Regions from separate parts of the Homo sapiens genome. Here region 2 is linked to region 1. Evidence: read pairs that join two places in POLR2A ChIA-PET (ENCODE). Cell type or tissue: PC-9. All regions are shown on one strand. Each heading gives the region's core, and the rest is flanking DNA. Links, peaks and the distances in the headings are about the cores only.

Region 1 (12,516 bases), core at 2,757-10,756:
GAAGCATTACTTCCATTGACTCAGCTGCCAGAAACCTAGGAATCATTCTCTCTTCCCCATCTGATTACTACCCTACTGATTCTTTCTCGAAATATATCTCAAATCTATTCACTTTTCTTTATCTCTAGTGCCATTATCTCTGCAGCCCAGCCAGCATTATCTCTCATTAATGCCACCTCCATTCTCAGCCCCTCCAGTCCATTCTCCACACTCCAGAGCACTCTTTAAAAACACGAATTGAATCAGTGACCATCCTACCATTAAATTCAAAGTCCTTAGCATTACCTGCATGGCCCATCCCTGCCTCCCGCCTCATTGCCTGCCCTTTCCCCTCTCAGTGAGCTTCTGCAACACTAGAGTTCTTTGTGCACCCTATATACATGAGACACTTTCTTGCCTTGAGGCCTTTATGCATGGTGTTTTTCTGTTCCTGGTATGCTTTCCTCCCTTCCTTTTGTCTGGCTAACTTCATCTGGTCAAACTTCACATCTCAGCCTACAGGTCATTTTCTCAGTGAGGCGCTCCTTTTAAAAATTTTTTATTTTATGTTATGTTATGTTATGTTATGTTATGTTATGTTATGTTATGTTATGTTATGTTATGTTATTTTGAGATAGAGTCTCACTCTGTTGCCCAGGCTGGAGTGCAGTGGCGCCATCACGGCACACTGCATCCTCAAATTCCTGGGCTCAGGTGATCCTCCCACCTCAGCTTCCTGAGTAACTGGGACTACAGGCGCATGCCACCAAGCCCTGCTAGTTATTTTTTTTTTAAGAGATGGGGTCTCGCCATGTTGCCTAGGCTTTTCTCAAACTCCCGGGCTCAAGTGATTGGCCTGCCTTGGCCTCCCAAAGTGCTGGGATCACAGGCTTGAGCCATCGTACTCATCCATTTGTTTTTAGCTGACAAAGAATAATTTTACATATGTATGGGGTCCAATGTGATGGTTTTTTGTTTGTTTTTTGAGACAGAGTCTCGCTTTATCACCCAGGCTGGAGTGTGGTGGTGCTATCTTGGCTCACTGCAACTTCCTCTTCCCAGGTTCAAGCGATCCTCCCACCTCAGTCTCCGAGTAGCTGAAACTACAGGTGTGCACCAACGTGCCTGGTGGCTAATTTTTGTCTTTTTAATAGAGACGAGGTTTCTCCATGTTGCCCAGGCCAGTCTTAACTCCTGGCCTCAAGTGATCTACTCGACTCAGCCTCCCAAAGTGCTGGGATTACAGGCATGAACTACCACATCCAGCCAATGTGATGTTTTAATACATGAATACATTGTAGAATTATCAAATCAGGCTAATTAATATAAGTGAGGCTTTCCTTGATTTCCTCTTCCTTTCTCAATTGTGTTCCTTTGTTATTTAATAATACCCTGTTCTTTTTTTTCAAAGGACTTACCACTCTGTGTGTGTGTATGTGTATGTATATTTGTGTGCTTCTGTTTTTAGTGTCTAAATTGTAAGCATCGGAGAGCAGATATTATGTCTGTTTTGGTTATTTCTTTCGTTACTTTTTCTCTAGTGCTTGGAACATAGTAGACAGCAATAAGTATTTCTCGAATGAAAATGTCAGCTTCTCTGAATTTCTCTCTGAAATGGAGAAAGGGAGAAGCAGAATAGTATGTATCACATTATCTCATTTTTGTTACTTAAAACTCAAATATGAGTTGCAAATATTTTCTCCCACTCCATGGGAACTTTTCACTTTGTTGATAATGTTCTTTTTTTTTTTCTTCATGATTTTTTTTTTCTTCGTGAGACAGAGCCTCGCTCTGTCGCCCAGGCTGGAGTGCAGTGGTGCAATCTCAGCTCACTGCAACCTCCACCTACCAGGTTCAAGCGATTCTCCTGCCTCAGCCTCCTCAATAGCTGGGATTACAGGTACCCACCACCACACCCAGCTAATTTTTATATTTTTAGTAGAGACGGGGTTTTACCATGTTGGCCAGTCTTGACTGACCTCAAGTGATCCACCTGCCTCGGCCTGCCAAAGTGCTGGGATTACAGTCATGAGCCACTGCACCCGGCTTGTTGATAGTGTTCTTTGATGCGCAAAAGTTTTTTTTGTCTTTTTTTGTTTGTTTTGTTTTGTTTTTTTTGAGACAGAGTCTTGCTTTGTCGCCAGGGCTGGAGTGCAGTGGCGCAATCTCGGCTCACTGCAATCTCCACCTCCTGGGTTCAAATGATTCACCAGCCTCAGCCTCCCAAGTAGCGGGGATTATAGGTGCCCACCACCACACCTGGCTAATTTTTGTATTTTTAGTAGAGACAAGGTTTCGTCATGTTGGCCAGGCTGGTCTTGAACTCCTGACCTCACATGATCCGCCCACCTTGGCCTCCCAAAGTGCTGAGATTACAGGTGTGAGCCACCATGCCAAGCCTCAGAAAAGTTTTTAATTTTACTGAAGTCTAGTTTGTTTTTTCTTTTGTGCCTGTGCTTTTGGTGTTGTATTCCAATAAGGCATTACCAAATCTTGTAATGATGAGATGATCAAAAGATAATAAAAAATTAAAATAAGATGAAAAAATAAGAAAAACAAGAATAAGAAAGAAAAACGACAAAAAATAAATTTCAAAAAATCATTGCCAAATCCAGTGTCATGAGACTTTTCCCATATGTTTCAACCAAGAGTTTTATAGTTTCAGCTCTTATAGTTAGGTCTTTGATCCATTTGACTTAATTTTTGTATATGGTAGTCCAATTTCATTTTTTTGCATGTGGCTATCCAGTTTTCCTAGCACCATTTGTTGAAAAGATTTTCCTTTCCCCACTGGATGGTCTTGGCACCCTTGTCAAAAAATTATCTGACCATACATGTAAGGGTTTATTTCTGGGCTGTGTGTTCTGTTCCATTGGTCTGTATATCTGTCTTTATGCCAGTATCATACTGTTTTGTTTTAACTGTGGTAAAATACACAGTATATAACATAAAATTTACCATTTTAACCACTTTTTTTCTTTTTTTTTTGAGACCGAGTCTCACTCTGTTGCCCAGGCTGGAGTGCGGTGGTGTGATCTCAGCTTACTGCAACCTCCACCTCCCAGATTCAAAGGATTCTCGTGCCTCAGCCGCTCGAGTTGCTGGGACTACAGGCATGAGCCACCATGCCCAGCTAATCTTTATATTTTTAGTAGAGATGGGGTTTCACCATGTTGGCCAGGCTGGCCTTAAACTCCTGACCTCAGGAGATCCGCCCGCCTTGGCCTCCCAAAGTGCTGGGATTACAGGCGTGAGCCACTGCACCTGGCCAACCACTTTTAAGAACACAGTTCAGTGGCATTAAGTACATTCATATTATTGTACAATCACTACCACCTTCCCTTTGTCCTTTTGTTGCTGCACAGTATTTCATTATACATATACATTATAATTTACCACTCCTCTGCTAACGGACATTCAGGTTGTTCTCAGTCTTTTGCTGTTATATTTAATGCTATGATAAATAATCCAATATTAAAATCTTTTTTTAGTGTATCTATAGGACAAATTCTGGGAGCAGAAAGAATTGGTAAATTATAACATTTGTGCTTTTATAATTTTGGCAGATATTAAAGAAGGCATAGACAAAATGCCTTCTATAAAGGTTTTACCAATTTACCTTCCCACCAGCAATGTAAGACAGAACCTGTTTCCCCATACCCTCACCAATGTCCCATATTAGCCTTTTTTGTTTGTTTATTTGTTTTAAACAGAAGTTCGGTGGTACAATGACAGCCCACGGCAGCCTCGAACTCCTGACCTCAAGCAATCCTATCGCCTCCACTTCCCAAAGCGCTGGGATTACTGGGATTACAAGCATGAGCTACCCAACCCAACTGCATATTAGCTTATTAGCTGTGTGCGTGTGCGTGTGTGTGTGTGTGTGTGTGGTTTTAAGGAGCAGAGAGTCTTTAATAGGCAAGAAAGACGGAAGAAGCAGCTTCCCCATACAGAGACAGAGGGAGAAGGACTCCAAGCCGAGAAAGGGAACCCCCTGCATATTAGCTTTTTAAGAAAATCTTTTCCGGCCGGGTGCGGTGGCTCACGCCTGTAATCCCAGCACTTTGGGAGGCTGAGGCAGGCGGACACCTGAGGTCAGGAGTTGGAGACCAGTCTGGCCAACATGGTGAAACCTCATCTCTACTAAAAATACAAAAAGCTTATCCGGGTGTGGTGGTGCGTGCCTGTAATCCCAGCTACTTGGGAGGCTGAGGCAGGAGAATCACTTGAACCTGGGAGGCAGACGTTGCAGTGAGCCGAGATCACGCCACTGCACTCCAGCCTGGGCGACAGAGTGAGACTCCATGTCAAAAAAAAAAAAAAAGAAAAAAAAATATTTTCCTACTTAATAGGTAAAATGTTGTTAGCATTGTTTGAATTTGCATTTTGAGGTTGAACATCTTTTCTGTTTAAGAGTCATGAGATGTTCTTTTTGTGAACTGTATGTTTTTGTTTTTTTTGAGATGGAGTCTGGCTCTGTCACCCAGGCCAGAGTGCAGTGGTGCAATCTCGGCTCACTGCAACCTCCACCTCCCGGGTTCAGGCGATTCTCGTGCCTCAGTCTCTCTAGTAGCTGGAATTTCAGGTGCCTACCACCATGCCTGGCTAATTTTTGTATGTTTAGTAGAGACAGGGTTTTGCCAGGTTGGCGGGGCTGGTTTCCAACTCCTGACCTCAGGTGATCCACCCACCTCCATCTCCCGAAGTGCTGGGATCACAGGCATGAGACACCGCACCCAGCCGTGAACAGTATGTTTATATCTGCCTTTTTATTTATTCAGTTGTCATTTTCCTGCTTATTAGTAGTTATTTATATTCTAGGGAAATTAATTTTTTGTCTGTAATATAAGTTGCAAATATATTTTCAGCTTGTCAATTGAATCACAGCAGTTCTAATCCCACTTTCTTCCTAGTTATGGTCAACGAAGTGCCAGAAATTTTTGGTAGCCCTTTTACCCTACCCCATTAGAGAGTTCTGCTCAATTGCAGAGCAGTACTACATGGCGACTGAGATGCTTGTTAATATCTGATTATTAAAATTAGACAGTGATAGGATTGGGGGCTGGGCACGGTGGCTTACACCTGTAATCCCAGCACTTTGGGAGGCCAAGGCTGGTGGATCACTTGAGGTCAGGAGTTCGAGACCAGCGTGGCAAACTTGGTGAAACCCGTCTCTAGTAAAAAAACAAAAATTAGCCGGGCATAGCGGTGCACACCTGTAATCCCAGCTACTCAGGAGAATCACTTGAACCCGGGAGACAGAGGTTGCAGTGAGCCGAGATTACACCACTATACTCCAGCCTAGGAGACTGAGCAGGACTCCTTCTCAAAAAAAAAAAAAAAAAAAAAAAGTGATAGGATTGGAAGACCCTTTATGTAATACTCTTTCTTGGCTGGGCATGGTGGCTCATGCCTGTAATTTCAACACTTTGAAAGGCTGAGACAGGAGGATCACTTGAGCTCAGGAGTTTGAGACCAGCTTGGGCAACATAGCGTGACCCTATACTAAAAAAAATTTTTTTAAATTAGTCGGGTGTGATGGTAGACGTCTTTAGACCCAGCTTCTTGCAAGGCTGAGGTAGGAGAATTGCTTGAGTCCTGGAGGTCAAGGCAAGCTACAGGGTCTTACTCTGTAGCTCAGGCTAGAGTACAGTGGCATGATCGTAGCTCGCTGCAGCCTCAACCTCCCTGGCTCAAGGAATCCTCCTATCTCAGCCTCCCCGGTAGCTGGGACTGCAGGCGTGCACCACACCTGGCTAATTTTTGTATTTTTCGTAGAGACAGGGTTTTACTGTGTTGCGCAGTCTGGTCTCGAACTCCTGGGTTCAAGCGATCCGCCCAGCTCGGCCTCCCAAAGTGCTGGGATTACAGGTGTGAGCCACTGCACCAGGCCTGAGGCTGCTTTTTTTCTTCTTCTTTTACCTCCTACTCCAAATGCCTCATGAATTCTGAAATTCTACCTTTAGGCAGAGGACAGTGCCCTTTTCTAGGGGTGGGGCTGAGTTCTGCTAAGGCAGGCCCAAGGAGAGGCACATAATGGTGATTCTCCACGTGGTGGTGCTGACTTCAATGCATGACTCAGAGGTCTGGAGGAAGCCAGGTTAAGGTTGTTCTAGGGCCAGGCATGGTGGCTCATGCCTGTAATCTCAGCAGTTTGAGAGACCAAAGCAGGCGTATCTCTTGAGGCCAGGAGTTCGAGACAAGCCTGGCCAACATGGTGAAACCCTGTCTCTACTAAAAATGCAAAAATTAGCCAGGTGTGGTGGGGCATGCCTGTAATCCCAGCTACTTGGGAGGCCGAGGGATGAGAATCACTTGAACCCAGGAAGCGGAGGTTGCAGCTAGCTGAGATCGTGCCACTGCACTCCAGCCTGGGCAACAGAGCAAGACTCTGTCTCAAAAAAAAAAAAAAAGGTTGTTCTGGGTGGTCTGGAGATTTGTGCAGCTTGTACCTGCACAAATCTCCGGACCACTTAGTCTTTAAATGGAGAAAACCTGTTCCTCCTTGAAAAGAACTTTAATTTTTTTCTCAGAGGTCTTCCAATCCAAGTAATAAAAATGACAAAATGATAAAAGTAATAACAAATAATTATTTATGAAATCTAAGATGTCATCAACTATAGCTGTGCCACTATTTTTGCATCTCTAAGAAAAAATGCTGATTAAACTAATCACTGCTTATTACAAACTTTTCTCACATATCACTCTTGTGCATATGTAAAATAATTTTTCCTTAAATGCCAAACATAGTATGATCTTTTAAAAGACATTTTTAAGTGGCATTTAAAACATATAATAATAGCTGTGTGCTGTGGCTCAAGCCTTTAATCCCAGCACTTTGGAAGGCTGAGGCAGGTGGATCACATGAGGTCAAGAGTTCAACACCAGCCTGGCCAACATGGTGAAACCCTGTCTTTAGTAAAAAATACAAAAATTAGCCGGGCATGGTGGCACATGCCTGTAATCTTAGCTACTTGAGAGGCTGGGGTAGGAGAATGCTTGAACCCGGGAGGCGGAGATTGCAGTGAGCCGAGATTGTGCCATTGCACTCCAGCCTGGGCAACAAGAGCGAAACTCTGTCTCAAACAAAACAAAACCATGTAGTACCATCAAATACTTTTAACTGAGTTAAAATGACAATATCAATAACTTACACTAAATTCAACATGTACAGGCAATGTGACTATCTCTCAACCATTTGGCTGAGAACAATTGTAAGATATCAGGCATAAATATGGGAGGGGAAATGTATATGTTGGAATTAATGCATTGCTGTATGGACTTAACTAATTTCAAAATGTTTTTACACATGATTACATTTAATCTTCCTGGCAATCCTGAAAGTAGATTGTAACTTCTTTCTAGATAAGGAAACTGAGGCTTAGAGAGATTAAGTCACTTGCCAGAGATCACAGTTAATAAGCAGCAAAACTGGGGCTTAAAGCCTAGACTTTCTGCTCTATCCAATTGTTTCAGCATTTGACCTTATCCACGGGGATCTTGTTGTTATATCAGAGCAGATGACTGGAATAGCTGCAGGAAGTGAGGTCTGCTCTGATTTACAGCTTCTTCTGATAGAGTTGATTAAAAGCAACTGCTGGCAGAAATAGGTATGCAGACTGTTTTTTTGGGTTTGTTTGTTTTGAATCTCGCTCCGTCACCTAGGCTAGAGTGCAGTGGCGTGATCTCAGCTCACTGCAACCTCCGCCTCCTGGGTTGAGGCGATTCTCGTCCCTCAGCCCCCCGAGTAGCTGGGATTATAGGTGTGCGCCACTATGCCTGGCTGATTTTTGTATTTTTAGTAGAGGTGGGGTTTCACCATGCTGGCCAGGCTGGTCTTGAACTCCTGACCTCAGGCGATCCACCCACCTCGGCCTCTGAAGTGCTGGGATTACAGGCATGAGCCACTTCACCCAGCCCAGAACTGGTTTTCTTAAAGATTAAAAGTGGCTGGGGGGCTGGGCCTGGTGGCTCATGCCTGTAATCCCAGCATTTGGGGAGGCTGAGGCCAGCAGATCACTTAAACTCAGGAGTTTGAGACTGGCCTGGTCAACATGGTGAAACCCTGTCTCTACGAAAAATACAAAATTAGCCAGGTGTGGTGGTGTGCATCTGTGGTCCCAGCTACTCAGGAGGATGAGGTGGTGGGATCACTTGAGCCCTGGAGGCGGAGGTTGCAGTGTGACAAGATCACGCTACTGAACTTCAGCCTGGGTAACAGAGGGAAATCCCATCTCAAAAAAAAAAAAAAGAAAAAAGAAAGTAGCCGGGCTGGTGGCTCATGCCTGTAATCTCAATACTTTAGGAGGCTGAAGCATGAGGATCACTTTAGCTCAGGAGTTTGAGACCAGCCTAGGCAACATGGCAAGACCCCATCTCTACAAAAATAAAAAAATTAAGCCAGGTGTGGTGGTGTGCACTTACATAGTCCCAGCCACTCAGGAGGCTGAGACAGGAGGTTTGCTTGAGCCCGGGAGGTCAAGGCTGCAGTGAACCATGATGAACCATGGTTGTACCACTGGATTCCAGCCTGAGCAACAGAGTGAGACCCTATCTCAAAAAAAAAAAAAAAAAAAAAAAAGCTGGGCACTCACTTTGGGAGGCCGAGGCAGGTGGATCACTTGAGGTCAGGAGTTCGAGACCAGCCTGGCCAACATGGTAAAACCCCATCTCTACTAAAACTACAAAAATTAGCTGGGCATGGTGGTGGGTGCCTGTAATCCCAGCTGTTCTGGAGGCTGAGACAGGAGAATCACTCGAACCCGGGAGGTAGAAGTTGCAGTGAGCCGAGATCGCACCACTGCACTGCAGCCTGGGCAATAAGCGTGAGACTTCATCTCAAAAAAAGATAAAAAATTGAAAGAGTAAAAATATAAGTTTAATTTGAGACATTCTTTCCTTCCCTTCTCTGAAGGTACCAGAAAGCAGCTGAAGAAACAAACATGGAGAAGAAGAGAAGTGTAAGTATTCAGAAATTCCAGGGCATGTGGCACTTCTTGAGCAGAATTGTGTGGCCAAGCCACCTGCAGCCTCTGTGGGGCTTGGGTTCTATGTCAGCTGAGTGGACATTTGTGCCAGCTGGTGTGATCTCTGAGCCATTTGCTCAGGACAACTTGGCTTAGTGCAGGGAATCTTATTTTTTCACTGCTTTTCTCCTTTTGAACCACTTTTTCTTTCCTGTGTTGAGTGAAGGACAAGAGGCCAAATGCTTGCCTGAGGTTAGTAAAATGGCTTCTACTCAAATGAGAACACAGGGTTTCCTAGGTGGTCTTCCTTTTTTCCAAATCAGACAATCAGAACTTCTACATCTGTGCATTTAAATGGTAGTAGCTGTGCAGCTGTTGTCATCTTCTGGGTTTTTTGTTTAAAGCAAACTTCTTGACCCAATCTAGTTAGCAAGTTTCCTAGCTGCAGGATCTACCAAAGACAAAAACCTCCAGAATAAACTCTCTGCTTCTACCCGTTCTCTAGTCTCCGTGCTTGCTAACTTCCGGTGAGGCTGAATAATACATGTCTTTTGAAATTTTACTTGATTTAATCTTGTGAGGAAAAAAACTCATATGTTTGGTCAATAATTCCTTAATTCGGATGGCATTACAAAAACATCCTCCTGGCAGTTTTCAGTAGCTAACCTATTTAAATTAGTGCATAATATGTTCCTGTAAATTTGTTCTAAGGCTAAGGTCCTTGGCTTCATTTTCCTGTAATTAAAAAATGGGTCTCCTCTGGTGCATTATAAGAAAAAACTGGCCGGGTGCGGTGGCTCACGCCTGTAATCCCAGCACTTTGGGAGACCGAGGCGGGCAGATCACGAGGTCAAGAGATCGAGACCATCCTGGCTAACACGGTGAAACCCCGTCTGTACTAAAAATACAAAAAAATTAGCCGGGCGTGGTGGCGGGCGCCTGTAGTCCCAGCTACTCGGGAGGCTGAGGCAGGAGAATGGCGTGAACCTGGGAGGCGGAGCTTGCAGTGAGCCGAGATCACGCAACTGCACTCCAGCTTGACTCTGCAGTCAGCCAGAGCGAGACTCTGTCTCAAAAAAAAAGAAAAAGAAAAAAAGAAAAAACTACCATTACTTTACTCAACTGCTGGTTTCTTTTCTTCCTTCCCTCTTGCCTCTGTTTTTCCCCCAACTTGCTCCTTTCTTTCTTCCTTCCCTTCACTGTCATCCATTTAACAAGTTTTCACTGAGCACCTACTACATGCCAAGCACAGACTACATCCCAGCCCTCGTGGAATTTACATTCTAGTGCAAAAGACAGACAATAAAGAAATTGTGTCAGTATGGCTGGGCGCGGTGGCTCACGCCTATAATCCCAGCACTTTGGGAGGCCGAGGCAGGCAGATCACCTGAAGTTAGGAGTTGGGAGACCAACCTGGCCAAGATGGTGAAACCTTGTCTCCACTAAAAATACAAAAATTAGCTGAGTGTGTTGGCACATGCCTGTAGTCCCAGCTACTCTGGAGGCTGAGCCAGGAGAATCACTTGAACCCGGGAGGCAGAGATTGCAGTAAGCCGAGATAGCACCACTGCACTCCAGCCTGGGCGACAGAGTGAGACCCCGTCTCAAAAAAAATAAAAAAATTTAAAAAAGAAATTGTGTCAGTAGTGATTAGTGCTGTGGAACAGCATGAGGCAGGTAAGGAGGATAGAGTCTAGGGTGGTCAATGAAGGCCTGTGGTGAGGAAACGTTTGAGCAGAGATTTGAAGACATGAGCCAGGGAGAAGAGTCAGGCAGAAGGAACCGCTTGTGCGGATGTCCTCAGGCAAGAACAGTCTTGGTGTGTTTGAGGAATAGAAGAGAAAGGTCAAATGGTGTCATTGTAAAGACCTGGGCTTTAACTCTGAATGCAAGGAGGCCTTTGGAGAGGGTTTATATGCAAAGGAGTGATGTGGTCTGACTTAAATTTTTTTTTCTTTTTTTATTATTATACTTTAAGTTCTAGGGTACATGTGCACAACATGCAGGTTTGTTACATATGTATACATGTGCCATGTTGGTGTGCTGCACCCATTAACTCGTCATTTACATTAGGTATATCTCCTAATGCTATCCCTCCCCGCTCTCCCCACCCCACAACAGGCCCCCGTGTGTGTGATGTTCCCCTTCCTGTGTCCAAGTGTTCTCATTGTTCAATTCCCACCTGTGAGTAAGAACATGCGGTGTTTGGTTTTTTGTCCTTGCGATAGTTTGCTGAGAATGATGGTTTCCAGCTTCATCCATGTCCCTGCAAAGGACATGAACTCATCCTTTTTTATGGCTGAAGAGAAGGCTCTAATCCCAGCACTTTAGGAGGCCAAGGCGGGAGGATCGCAGGAGGCCGAGGTGGGAGGATTGCTTGAGGCCAGGAGTTCAAGACTAGCCTGGGCAACCTAGTGAGACCCTGTATCTCTATTTTTTAAATGTAAAAAAATAGAAGGAAGAGAATGTAGAGGAACAATAATGGCAGGAGCATGGAGACCAATTAAGAGACAATTATAATGATTTAGGCCAGGTATAATATGGTTTGGACTAGAGTAGTAGCAGTATAGGTGTTGAGAAGTGGTCAGGATGTATGTTGAATGTAGAGAGAAAGAAGAATCAAGAATGGCAGCAGTGGCTCTGCCACAGTGGCTTGTGCCTGTAATCCCAGAACTTTGGGAGGTCAAGGCAGAAGGATCACTTGAGGTCAGGAGTTCAAGATCAGCCTGGGCAATATAGCAGACCCCATCTCTATTACAAAAAGTAAAAAATAAAAGAATAGCAACAATGTTTTTGGCCCAAACACAATTAAATTAAAATACCATTAATTGAGATGGGGAAGACTACAGTAAAAGCAGATTAGAGAGGGAGAAATAGTAGAAGCTCAGTTTTGCACATGTAAACTGTAACATGTTTTATTAAGACATCCAAATGGAAATGTCAGTAGGAACTTGGATACTATATAAAAATCTAGAATTGGAAGAGATCCCCGCTGCGGATAAAATGGACATGTGTCAAAGTGTCAGTGGTACTTAAAGCTATGAGGTGCATGATATAAGCTAGGAAGTGAGTGTAGACAGAGAAGTGGTCTCATGACTTAGCTCAGGGGCACCTTGGTGTTTAAAGGTTGGAGATATAAGGAGTAACCAGCAGAGGAAACAAGTGCCAGAAGCCGAGTGAAGAAAGTGTTTCTAGAAGGGGAGTTAACAGAATCAAACACACAGGTAAGCTGAGAATTGACCATCGGATTTGGCAACATGAAGGTCATTGGTCATCTTGTGTTGTTTGGGAGTGGTAGAATAGAGGCCTGAATTGGACTAGGTTCAAGACAGTGGGTTAAGAGAAGTTGACCCCACGAGTATAGACAATCATATGTGGAGCATCTCTTATGTTCCAGCTCCTGAAGACACAAGAAGAATAAGATGTATTCTCTACCTCCAAAGGGACTGTTTAGAATTTGGAAAATAGAATTACAACCCAGGTGTGATAAGTACCATATCAGGCCCGGCGCGGTGGCTCAAGCCTGTAATCCCAGCACTTTGGGAGGCCGAGGCGGGCGGATCACAAGGTC
Region 2 (12,516 bases), core at 3,190-11,189, 420 kb after region 1:
GCCTCCCAAGTAGCTGGATCACAGGCGCGTGCCACCATGCCTGGCTAATTTTTGTATTTTTAGTAAAGACAGGGTTTCACCATGTTGATCAGGCTGGACTCGAACTCCTGACCTCGTAATCCACCCACCTTGGCCTCCCAAAGTGCTGGGATTACAGGCATGAGCCACCGCGTCCAGCCTTTTTTTTTTTTTTTTTTTTTTGAGAGGGTTGAGAACTTTGAAAGGGTCAGAGACAAATCTGAAAATGTCCCTTCCTCACCCTCAGTATGGTTTGTCCTATGGGCCCTAAGAGCCATTTGATGGAGGATAGTTAGGGGTCTTTTGGGGAACCTGATGAGCCCATGTATGTTCTTAGCTGTCCCTTCTTTCTAACCTTCTTTCTGATGAGAAGGAAAGGAGATCACCAGTTCTGCAGGGGGCAGGGTGGCTCAGGGCCTGGTCTGGTTGGTAGGAGTGGTACACTGGCAGAGGGCGTGGCAGGGAGTGCAGAAATACAAGGAAGGGCCTCTCCTCGGGGAGCTCCCCTTCTAACAGTATAGGGAGTCCCCTCCTCTTCACAGGGAATGTTCAAGAACACAATGCATTGCATTTGGAAATACTGATCTTGCAGGAGGCACTTGTAGAAGACAGAACAATGAGGCTGCACGAGTCCAGGAAAGCTTGTCCGAAGAGTTGCTCTGGGGCCAGACAAAGGCAGAGCTTTGAGGGTTGTGTTGAGGGCTTTGGTCGTTCCCAAAAGCAGTAGGAGGTCGTGGGAAGATTTGAAGTGGGAAGAACACCATCAGATTTATAGTTTTAGAAGGTTGCTATGGTGGAGCTCCTTGGAAAAGTGTTTGTGGCAAGGAAAATACAAGATAAGCCGGGAACATCTTATGGCAAGAGAGTGCTTAAAAAAAAAGGAAGCACTGGCCGGGTGTGGTGACTTAAGCCTGTAATCCCAGCACTTTGGGAGGCCCAGGTGGGTGGAGCTCTTGAGGTCAGGAGTTCGAAACCAGCCTGGCCAACGTGGTGAAACCCCATCTCTACTAAAAATATAAAAATTAACCAGGTGTAGCAGCACACACCTGTGGTCCCAGCTACTCAGGAGGCTGAGGCATGAGAATCGCTTGAGCCGAGATCACGCCATTGCACTCCAGCCTGGGCAACAGGGCAAGACTTGTCTTAAAAAGAAAAGGAAGCATGTTGAAAGAAGGACCCAACCTGAAAGATTCTCAATGGCCAATGGCCATAGCTGGAATTTGAGCAATGAAATGTGATAATATTATTGGATTATAACCCAAAGATTAAAATAAATATCCAGTTCATCCATACCAATATAAATACATGATTAAATGGGATGAAGGGACAATTATTCCTTATAGAAAACTTGCAATTAATAAATATAGAAGGAAGATAAGAAATTGAAAATTATGTTTTAGAGCACCATAGTAATTGCTACAAGCAAGATCCACTGATTTTGGTAAAAAAATTGCTGGGTGAAAATTTAAGGAGAAACAGGATATTTACATAGTCCAAAGTATTGCCCCCAAAAATATTTAATTACAAAAGGAAAAATAGTGACTTTATAATGGAGAAACCAATTAATAGATACTGCCTAACCAAGTGATGAGGTTAAAACATCACCAGGAACAAGAAACCTTGATATCATGTGTGTCCTCAGATATAATGCCCTGGGGAAGGCATATCACCTCCGTGGTATTCTTCTCAAAGCATATAACCTCAGTCTAATTAGTGAGAACATCAAACAACCCAAATTGGAGGACATTCTCCAAAATGTTGACCAGTCCCTTCAGAAGTGTTACAATGATGAAAGGTAAGGAAAGGTCGAGGGATTGTCATGAATTGTAGACACTAAGGAGACTGGGTGACCAAGTACCCTGTGGAATCCTGGATTGGATCTTGGAACAGAATATTGATAGAAAAACGGATAAGATCCATATAAAGGCTATAGTTTCATTTTCTAAAAATTGTTCTGCTAAAGAAAGATGTGGAACCATGAGAACGTGCTACTATGTCTTTTTTTTAAGTATGTATTTATACATAAAGTAACACATAGGCACACAGAAGAAGAGGTGGAAGAGGGGTGGGAGGAGCAGGGGAATGTAATAGGCAAGGGAAAAGTCATCCAGGAAGAAGTGGATACCCTCAAGAAAGTGAAAAGACAGCCCACAGAATGGAAGAAAATATTTTCTTTTTCTTTTTTTTTTTTTTTTGAGACGGTGTCTCACACTGTCGCCCAGGCTGGAGTGCAATGGCACTATCTCGGCTCACTGCAGCCTCCACCTCCCGGGTTCACACGGTTCTCCTGCCTCAGCCTCCCGAATAGCTGGGATTACAGGCGCACACCACCACACCCAGCTAATTTTTTGTATTTTTAGTAGAGACGGGCTTTCACTATGTTGGCCAGGCTGGTCTCGAACTTCTGACCTCGTGATCCGCCCACTTCGGCCTCCCAAAGCGCTGGGGTTACAGGCTTGAGCCACCACACCCGGCTGGAAGAAAATATTTTCAAATCATATATATATATATATATATAAATATAAAATAAAGGACTTGTATCTAGAATATGTAAAGAATTCTGAAAACTAGGCTGGGCAAAGTTGCTCATCCCTGTAATCCCAGTGCTTTGGGAGGCCAAGGCAGGAGGATTACTAGGAGGAGTTCAAGATCAGCCTGGGCAGTATGGCAAGACCCTGTCTTTACAAAAAATTTTAAAATTAGCCAGCTGTGGTAGTCCTAGTTACCTGGGAGGCTGAAGTGGGAGGACCACTTGAGCCTAGGAGTCTGAAGTTACAGTAAACTATGACTGTGGCAGTGCACTCCGGCCTAAGTGATAGAGCCAGATCTTGTCTCTTAAAAAAAAAATGTAGGCCAGGCGCAGTGTCTCATGCCTGTAATCCCAGCACTTTGGAAGGCCGAGGCGGGCAGATCACTTGAGGCCAGGAGTTGGAGACCAGCCTGGCCAACATGGTGAAACCCCATCTCTACTAAAAATACAAAAATTAGTCAGGTGTGGTGGCACATGCCTGTAATCCCAGGTACTCGGACGGCTGAGACAGGAGAACTGCTTGAACCCAGGAGGTGGAGGCGGCAGTGAGCTGAAATCGCGCCACTGCACTTCAGCCTGAGCGACAGAGTGAGACTCCATCTCAAAAAAAGTAAAAAATAAAAATAAAGAATTCTCACAATTAGATAATAAAAAGACACAATCCCCAATTTAAAAATCAGCAAAAATTTGAAAAACATTTCTCCAAGGAAGAGATGCAAATGGCCAATAAGCACATGCAAAGATGTTTAACATCATTAGTCATCAGGGAGGTACAAACTCAAACCACAATAAAATCTCACTTCACACTTACTGGGTGGCTGGAATCAGCAGATCAAATAATAAGTGGTGACGGTATGGAGAAATTGGAACCCTCATACACTGCTGGTGGTATTATAAAATGGTACACCTGCTCTGGACAACAATCTGACAGTTCCTCAAATGATTAAACCTGCAATTATTATATAACCCAGCAATTCTACTCCTAAGTATATACCCAAGAGAAAGGAAAACATACATCTATACAAAAACTTGTGTAGTGATCCACATTTGCAGGGTCCAACCAACTGTGGGCCAAAAATATTTGGGGGAAAAATCAATTAAAAAATAACAATAAAATAAAAATAATACAATAATACAGTAACAACTGTTTACATAGCATTTACACTGTATTAGATATTATAAGAAGCCTGGAGATGATTTATAAAGTACACCAGAGGAAGTGTTTAGGTTTTATGCAAATACTGTACCATTTTTTATATAAGGGACTTGAGCGTCCTCAGATTTTGGTTTTTGCAAGGGACCTAGATCCAATCCCCTGGGGATGCCAAGGGATAACTACATAAATGATCATAGCAATATTCATAATAGCTAAAAAGTGAAAACAAGCCAAATGTTCATCAGTAGAATGGATGGATAAACTGTGGCTGGCCCATACAGTGGAGCACTGTTCACCCATACAAAGGAATGGAGGCTGGGTGTGGTGGCTCATGCCTGTAATCCCAGCACTTTGGGAGGCCAAGGAAGATCACCTGAGGTCAGGAGTTCGAGATCAGCCTGGACAACATGGTGAAACCCCGTCTCTACTAAAAATACAAAAATTAGCCAGGCGTGGTGGCGGGCGCCTGTAGTCCCATCTACTCAGGAGGCTGAGGCAGGAGAATTGCTTGAACCTGAGCGGCGGAGGTTACAATGAGCCAAGATCACGCCACTGCACTCCAGCCTGGGCAACATGAGTGAAACTCTGTCTAAAAAAAAAAAAAAGATGAAAACCAAGCAAAAAGAATGGACTACTGATACGTGCAACAACATGGATGAACCTTGAAAACATCATGCAAAGTGAAAGAAGCCAGTCGTAAAAGGCACCAATGATATGATTGAATTCACATGAAATGTCCAGAATAGGGAACTCAATAGAGACAGAAAATAGATGAGTGGTTGCCTGTGACTGGGTGGGGAGGGGGCAGTGTTAAGGAAAGGAACAATAAAAGCTAATAAAAGTGTTCTAAAATTAACCATGTTGATGATTGCACGTATCTCTGAGTATACTAAGAACCACTGAATTGTACACTTTCAGTGGGTGAATTGTGTGAGACATGGACTGTCTCAAAGCTTAAAAAAAAGTCCAGGAGGAAGTGGTCACAGAGGTCTTATACCTGCGATGGCAATGAGGACTGAAAAATATTGTTTGGATTTAGCATCGTGGTGGTTACCACTGAAGTCGGACCAGGTTAAGGGAACAATGAGAAGATGGTTTTGGGATTTTCTTTTTTGTTTTTTGAGAAGTTTGGCTTTGAAGTATCTAGAGTATTTTTTGAAATTTGGCAGTATCTGGGAAAATGTCAAGCAAAGATTGTTGTTTTTGTTTGTTTAAGAGAATAAAAAGGGTCCCTCTTTGTCGCCCAGGCTGGAGTGCAGCAGTAGCCGGGTCATAGCTCGCTGCAGACTCGGAGTCCCTCAAGTGATCCTCCCACCTCAGCCTCCCAAGTAGCTGGGACTACAGGTGTGAGCCACTGTGCCCAACGAGAAGATTGTTTTTAAGATTTAAAGATTTTAAGTTTTAAAGGGTAGATGAGAAAGCTGTCTTCAGGAGGTAGATACTGAAGACGTAAATGGGGAAAGTCTGGGACAAGCAGGACTGGCTTTGCCCGGGAGCAGGCAACTCATCTGCTGTAATAGTGGATGAGGAGGTGGGGAGGGTTCCGAGGGGGATGGGAGGGTGGCGGCAGGAGGTGTGAGGGGGTTCCCCTCTGCTGGCTTTAATCCTCTGGGGAAACAGGAGGGTGGTAAGCCAGAAGTTATAGGAGAGTGGAGAGGGTGTGTGCTACTCATGGCACAGAATGAGAGAGCAGCTCTCTTACTTGAGCTGGGCAGGATTGCCAGGCTGGACTGACAGTGGGGCTGAGCTGGCCTTCTGTGGTGGGGAAGAGAGTGAGAGAGCGCGTAAGCACAAGCCTGGGGACAGGAGTCCCTTTGCAACACCCACTCCTTGTGGAAAGAAGCATTGTCCTAGAATACGCAAGTTGAGGAATCCCAGGGAACTTCTTGAGCTCGCATGTGGCTATCTAAAATTAAATGTAAAATTCAGTTCCTCAGTTGGACTAGCCACATTTCAAGTGTTCGGCAGCCAGGTGTAGCTAATAGATAGCTTCCATGTTGGATAGTACAGACTAAGCATGTTCATTATTACAGAAAGTTCTACTGGACAGCACTGTTCTAGAAAAATGACTCCAACTTTTTGGTCTGAGGACCCTTCTATACGCTTAAAACTTGAGGACCCCGAAGAGCTTTTGTTTATAAATGTTATACTTACAGTTATTTAATTAATTTGTTTAAAAATAGCAATAAACCCATCACATGTTAACATATTTTATTTAAAAATTTAATTGTATATGTTCCAAAAACACAAATAATAATAAGTCATTGTTCTCTATTTTTGCAAATTTCTTCTGTCTGACTTAATAGAAGGAAGCTGGCTTCTCCTGTCTGCTTCGGTATTCAATCTTTTGCGGTATCACACAGCATAGTATCTGGAAAATGCCACTGTACACTCAGGAGAGAATGAGAGTAATAAAGGCAGATAGTGTCTTAGTAGTAGTATTAGGAAAACAGCTTTGACCTTACAGACCCCTGGAGAGGGCCACAGGGTGCCTAGGCCCCACTGTGGGAACCACTGTGGCAGAACAACAACCACTTGGCGTGAAGAAACTCATCTCGGGGAGACGGAATGATTTGCCTAGTCACACAGCACATAAGTTAATTGCAGAGTTCGAACTGGACTCCATGCCTAGACTCTTCTGCCTTCCGGTCTAAGGCTGTTTCCAGTACCCTCGGCTGGGCTAGGACGGCCTGGGCTGGACTTTTGGGAGTGGGGCCTGGGCCACTTGGCTGCAGAGCCCCTGGTGTGTGGTCCTATAAATAAACCCATTGTGTCGGCACCCCTTCCCTCTCCCCACCCCCTTCCCTCCCCCCACCCCCGGCAGCTGCTAGTTTTGTTACTGGGTTATGCTGTGGACAGGGAGCAGGAGGGCTCTGAGGGAGGGGAGATGAGGGATGTTGAAATCTGGAGGCCTTTGGGGCTTATAACACGACTGCCCTTCCTTCTTCCCTTCCTGGAAGGGCCGAGGACCTATCCTGCAGCTGGTTTGGAAGAACTCACACCATGGTGGTTGAGGTGCTTGGAGTGCCTGTGAAACGGAAGTTGGGGGGATGTAGGGGGCCCCTTCCAAGACAGATGCCTCTCAGAAGGGCTATTGTGTCTCCAGTACCAGTTGTCAGGAGGAGGGAAGGAAATTCTTGTCTGCCCTCTTACCCTGAATGGGGAGGAGACCAGTTGGAATTCTCAGGGCTGAAAGATGCTTTGGGTCAGGGATTAAGTGGCCCCTTTCAGGCTAGAAGTGCCCTGGGAGCCAGGCCTCAGTCCTCCTATCCCTCCCCACACTCCTCAGCAGCCCAGGGCTGATCTTGGCTGGAAAGGGTGTTTGCTGTGGGGACAGAAGTTGCTGTTTACAAGTGGATTCTTGGGTGTGACTGGTAAAAGGGCTGGGAGGGTAAGAGGGATTCCAGAAAGCAGCTGGGGAGGGTGCGGAGGGAAGCGGTTGGTGTTACGGGTGATTCTGTGATTAAGTGAGCTCTCCATCTCTGCCTTCCTACAGCTGCCCACCCTCCCCCACTCCTGGTCCCTGGCTTCTCTCCCTAGAGGACTCTGGGGGGAACAGCTGGTGAATGAGGGGCTCACCAGGGGCCAGGAGGCCTTGGCTAAGGGCCGGGGTGAGGGAATGAGGACAGGCTTGCTGCCGCCTGCCTCTCCAGCCCCTTCCTCCCATGCCTGGTCTCTGTTCAGGGAGGGGTCTTGCCTGTGCCCTGCTGGAGAGGAGGTAGGAGCCACAGACCCCTTCTGGTCTGGCTAACTGAAAGGCCAGGACAGTAAGATCTCTTTGGAGGCCCTGAAAGCCCCTGTCCCCTCCTGGCTTTAAGGGGGAAGGGAGAGCTGGGGCCCTCCGTGACTGACTTGGCTGAAGAGATGGTGGTCGCCCAGGTTACCCAGAGACCCCTGAGCAAGTTTCCTCCTTCCTCGGCCCTGGCTGCCTGAAAACTGGCCCCCTCCCCACACCCTCTGAAGGACGAGCCAGAGAGGACTCCGCTCTTCTCCCCCCTCCTTCTCTCCCTCCCCCTGCACTGAGGTCACCTCCCTCAGAATCAGGCCTTTGTGGATGGCAATTCCGGCGGGAGAAGCCTCCAGTTCAAGTTAGAGTTCCCAGACCCTGCCTGGCCGGCACTGTGTGTCCAGACCCAGCGTCCCAGACGTGTTGGGGCCACCAGAGGAATGTCTGAAACCAGAGCCATTCCAAAAACCCGAAGCCTGGGGTTTTCCCTGCCCCAGGTCGGGCTGAGCTCATGGCTGTGAGCAGGAGCTGTGGGTCCTGAGGGAGGAGGCGGTGCTCAGCCCCTGGGGAGGCAGCAGGGACCACCACTGCGAAGCCTGCCTGGGCAGGCATCCCCCATGAGAGGCAGGCAGAAAGCCCAGACTCCAGAGGGCCACATTCCTGACTTGGCTTCGATTTGGAGCTGGTGGTGGTGGTCTCTCTCTGGATCTTGACCTTCCCTAGAGAAGGGTAAGGACGCAGGAAGTTTTCTTTAGAAATCTTGAACTCAGACTCTGGGCCGACTCTCATGGCCCGTGCTCCTCCCCACCACCAAGCTTTCCTGCAGGTCTCTTCCCCGTGACAGCTTCCTGCCCTCCACTGTGACGGCCCTGCAGATGCAGAGGAGGCCCCCTCATCCTGGGCTGACCCCAGACCCCCTCGCTGTGAGGCCAGAAAGTATTTCTCCTGAAGAGGGGCTGAGTCCTAGCCCCACTCCAGCTGGGGCACTCTGAGAAGAAGAACTGTGACCACTGGCTGGCTCATAAATCGGAGGGTCTCCCCCATTCTCAGTGGAACTCGGGCCTCCTGGCCTGGGATTCACAGGGGCTCAGCTGTGGATCGGGGCCATGCCTGGCTTTGTGTGGAGTGTGTGGGGTCTCCATGCTCCTCAACACAGAAAACCACTGCGTGCACACATAGAGAGTCCGCAGCCAGTCCTCACAGCCTGGCCTTGCTCTTAACCTGGATGCTTTTTTATTATTTTGGGAAAAGATACTCTACATTGTTTCGTTGTTGCTTTCTTGTGAAGAACACAAATCTTAGGGTTTCCCGGTCCTTAGCGTTATCCTTTTCCAGACCCCGAATGCTGCCTTCTTCATCCCATTCCTTTCCCTCACCCTCCCAACTTTTTTCTCTTCCTCCACAGCATACCTCAGCCACACCCTAGCCCCTCTGATGGTGAGGGGATTGAGGGACACGCTGGGGACCGATGGGCAGGTTGCTGCAGGCAGTGGGAGGACAGTGGCCCAGAGACCAGAGTTGTGGGTGAGGGTGGCACTGGTCAGATGCTGGAGGTGACCTGAGACATTCTGGGTTTCACCCCATTTGAGTGTGGGAAGGAAGATAATTCTTAAATATTTTTCATTTTTTTTCCAGGCCTGTATATTTCTAAGTCTATCAAACGTGATAATGTTATGAGCAAACCAAGTTAAATATGATACATTTTTATGATGTTAAAATAAAAAACTTCAGATTATTATACAGTATTAACAATAAGCATTAGAGGCCAGGCACAGTGACTCGTGCCTCTCATCCCAGCCACTTGGGAGGCTAAGGCAGGAGATCACTTGAGCCCAGGAGGCCAAGGATGCAGTGAGCTATGAACGTGCCACTGAACTCCAGCCTGGGCAGTGAGGTGAGACCCTGTCTCTTTAAAAAATAAAAAAATCAGTATTAAACAGGTCTTCCTTTTCCTCCAAGTGTTTTCAGAAGTCCCCTTCCCACTGTTGTGTACACACACACACACACACACACACACACGAAGAAGCATTCTCTCTTTTCACTGTAATCCCAGCCCCCAAACATCCAGCTGCTTCTCTTTCTGGGGTATAGAAGAGAAGAGGGAAGGCAAGGCTGGCCCTGGGGCTGGAGGGCCGGCTGGGAGGAGTTGGAGAGGAGGCCTCTGAGGGCAGGGTGGGCAGAGCAGCATTCTGAGATCTTCAGGTGCCCCTATAGCGGAGACCCCTGGGTAAGGGCCCTGGGACTCGGAGTCGGCCTCTGTGTGAACGGACAAGGTAGCAGCAGGCTCCACAACAACCCCATAGCTTTGTACTGTGCCTCTGTCAGCAGGTGATGATATGAAAAGTCTCCATTTATGGAATTCACGCCAGACACTCTACATATATTATCTCATTTTGTCCTCCAACAACCCTTTGGGCTAAGTGTTCTTATCCCTGTTTTACAAGTGAGAACAAGAGAAAAGAGATTCTTTAGTGTCAGATTTCTAGCCCAAGTTTCTAGCCTCCAGGGAGCCTTAGGGCTGTACGGAGCTTAAATGTCTGTTTTACTGTGGAGCTTACAGTGAAGCTTGGGTGTGTGCAGAGGAGTGGGAAAATCTAGGCCTGTCTGGTGTGCTTTGTGAAGTAGTCATGTGACTTGGGCAATATCCTCTGCCCCAGAGCCTGCCTCCTCCCGCAGGCGGGTGCTCCCCTTCCAGGGTTGTTAGGAGAACTGGATGGGATGGTGTGGAAGAAAGCGCCTGTGCTATTCATCACACTGGGTAAACACAGTGTGTGCAAGTGTAACTTTCTGTTCCTCGGTTTCCTCATCTGAAACACAGGCACTGATAATAGCATTTAACATTGTTGTGGTTAACTGTTGAGCACGAGGCAAGACAATGTATGTTGTAGAACCGGGTTGTAAAGTACCAGGTGTGACTTTTCAGTCTCCTCTGTTGTCTGATGATTCCTGGCTGAGAGATGGGGACCTTTGCACTGGCTCTTTCTGCTGTCCCAAATGCTTTCCCATTCCAGGATTTCATCTGGACTTCATTCAGGTCTCTGCTTAATTGTCATCTCTCAGTGCCTTATCACAACCCAACGCTGTACATTGTCGGCCTCGTCCAATAGAGTGGAAGCATCATAGCGGCTGGGCTGTCTCTGGCTGTTCGTCCCGTGTCCCAGTGCCTGGCACATAGCAGGAGCCCAGTAAGTGCGTGGCTGACGTCTTTTTTTTTTTCTCCACAGGCAAGGTGACCGTTCTGGATGCTAGAGTGAGTGTGCCCACCTGCGTAAGGGGGCAGAGACAGGTGAGGGGCTTTGGGGCCTGTGCATGCTGGGGGTGGGAGAGGCACCCCTGGGCTCCACTGTGGAGGATAAGGAAGCAAGCACTCAGATGGCTCGATGGTGAGCTGCTGAGGACACCTCTCTCCTATAGTCCAAAAGCTCCAAGCCTTTTTATTTTTGTTTTGAAACGGTCTTGCTTTGTTGCCCAGGCTTGAGCACAGTGGCGATCATAGCTCACTGCAGCCTCGAACTCTAGGGCTCAAGGGATCCTCCCACTTCTTTTTTTTTCTTTTGGTAGATGCGGTCTCAGTATGTTGCCCAGGCTGGGCTTGAACTCCTAGCCGTAAGCCATCCTCCCACCTTGGCCTCCCAAAGTGCTGAGGTCACAAGGCATAAGCCACCACGCCCAACCCCATTTTTCTTTTGTGGGGGCTTCAATGGCACAAGGGGTAGTCAGTGATGGACCAAGCTTCCACCCTTTTATAATAGGAAGGGTTGCCCATCTACTGGAAACCTCCACAATATTTGTATGAAAGAAAAACAGCATTTTTCTCTAGCAGAGAAATTGGAACTCAATTGGAAGATGAAGACTAGTCAGTTCAAGCTAGCAACAATGGCAATGGTTTGGTGGGGTGGGAGGATCCCATGGTGTGATGCAGGTCTGAGCCCTGGCCGTGCTGGATGTGGTCATGAGCTTCGTCTAGTCATCAGTCTGTCTCCTACATGCCAGGGATCCCACCAGGAGGCATGTGAGTTTGGATGGGGAGGCAAATGCAGTGTTCCTGCCCTCACGGAGTTGACTGTCTGGTGGGGGAGGCTGGTGTACAATCTTGCAGGAGCATCGCCTGGGAGCCCTGAAGGATGAATAGGGAGGAGCTGGCCAAGTCGAAAGGAGCGGGTGGTGTCAAGAGACCCCAGCAGAAGGACCATCGTGCACAAAGAGCCTGATCTGACGGGGCCTAGCTCCTGCCAGGGCAGTGGGTGCCTAGTGAGGCTGGAGCTAGAAAGCAGAGCCCCGGAGGGGTGCAGGGCACTTCCCACTTTGTCCAGGAGGAGCCTGAGGCCCAGGGATCGGGACCTTGCCCTGGGATAACCCAGCAAGTGAGCACTGGAGCCAGAGCTAGAGCTAAGGGCGCCAGGCCCCAGGCTCAACTGTATTCTCCCCATGTGCTGAGTCGTGTTCTCAGGGTGCTCTTCCCTACGTGGTCACATTTGACTCTCACAATGACCCTGTAAGGGAGGAAGAATTCTTCTGCCCATTTCTCAGAACTAGGAAACTGAGGATCATCTGGTTGACCGAGTGAATGAATGAGCTCGGTTTTCATATGTTCACCCAGTTCATACTAAGCAGAGCCAGGCAGAGGCTTTTGGCCGCAAAGCCAGGGTTTTATCCATTGTCTCCACTATCTAAAGCATGTGCCTGCTCCAGGCAGGGGATCACCGATGCCCAGGACAAAATCCTAGTTGTCTTACTTGTTAAATTAGTTTAAATTATTATTACTGTTATGAGTAATAACGGTCTTGTGTTTTAAGTGTTTTTTTTTAACTTCTTCAAATCACTTTCACAGACCTAATCTTTGTTTGCAAACACTGAATGAGATTAGGGGATATTGGTGTTATTTTACAAATAGAGGGACTGAGACCCAGGGAGGCTGAATGACGTGCCAGCTTGAGGCCAGTCCCAGTAGAGAAATCAGGTTTCTTGTGTGAGTATGGGGCTTTCTAAAACAATGGTCTCTGTTCTTAAGATGAGGAGAGTATCTGTGTTGTCTGCCCCGTGACCGTGACCAGGAGATACCCAGCCTGGCCCTGAGTTATTACA

What was found. ChIA-PET counts read pairs that join two places held together with the same protein. Peaks named below come from ENCODE experiments on the same cell type or tissue, not always from the same donor. Only the 100,000 strongest peaks of a DNase experiment are listed, where the experiment ranks them.
Region 2: POLR2A ChIA-PET joins it to region 1 with 26 read pairs; 2 of 35 experiments call an interaction of 5 or more read pairs at or near these places.

The regions. Positions count from the first base shown.
Region 1 is chr12:50,228,088-50,240,603 of GRCh38, reverse strand. LIMA1 (LIM domain and actin binding 1) reads left to right here. Exons shown (of 11, transcript NM_016357.5): 3 at 8,894-8,939. It overlaps MIR1293 (microRNA 1293), which reads left to right and starts at 6,392; the gene lies at 6,392-6,462. RefSeq lists enhancers at 4,747-5,246, 5,247-5,748, 8,186-8,235 and a silencer at 5,950-6,089. In PC-9, for the core only: no CTCF peak of the experiment used is centred there; a DNase peak (open chromatin) is centred at 6,023; H3K27ac peaks cover 422 bases.
Region 2 is chr12:49,804,181-49,816,696 of GRCh38, reverse strand. NCKAP5L (NCK associated protein 5 like) reads left to right here. Exons shown (of 13, transcript NM_001037806.4): 2 at 10,656-10,717. Among named protein-coding and RNA genes, the nearest start is that of NCKAP5L, 18 kb to the left of the region's middle. In PC-9, for the core only: no CTCF peak of the experiment used is centred there; no DNase peak of the experiment used is centred there.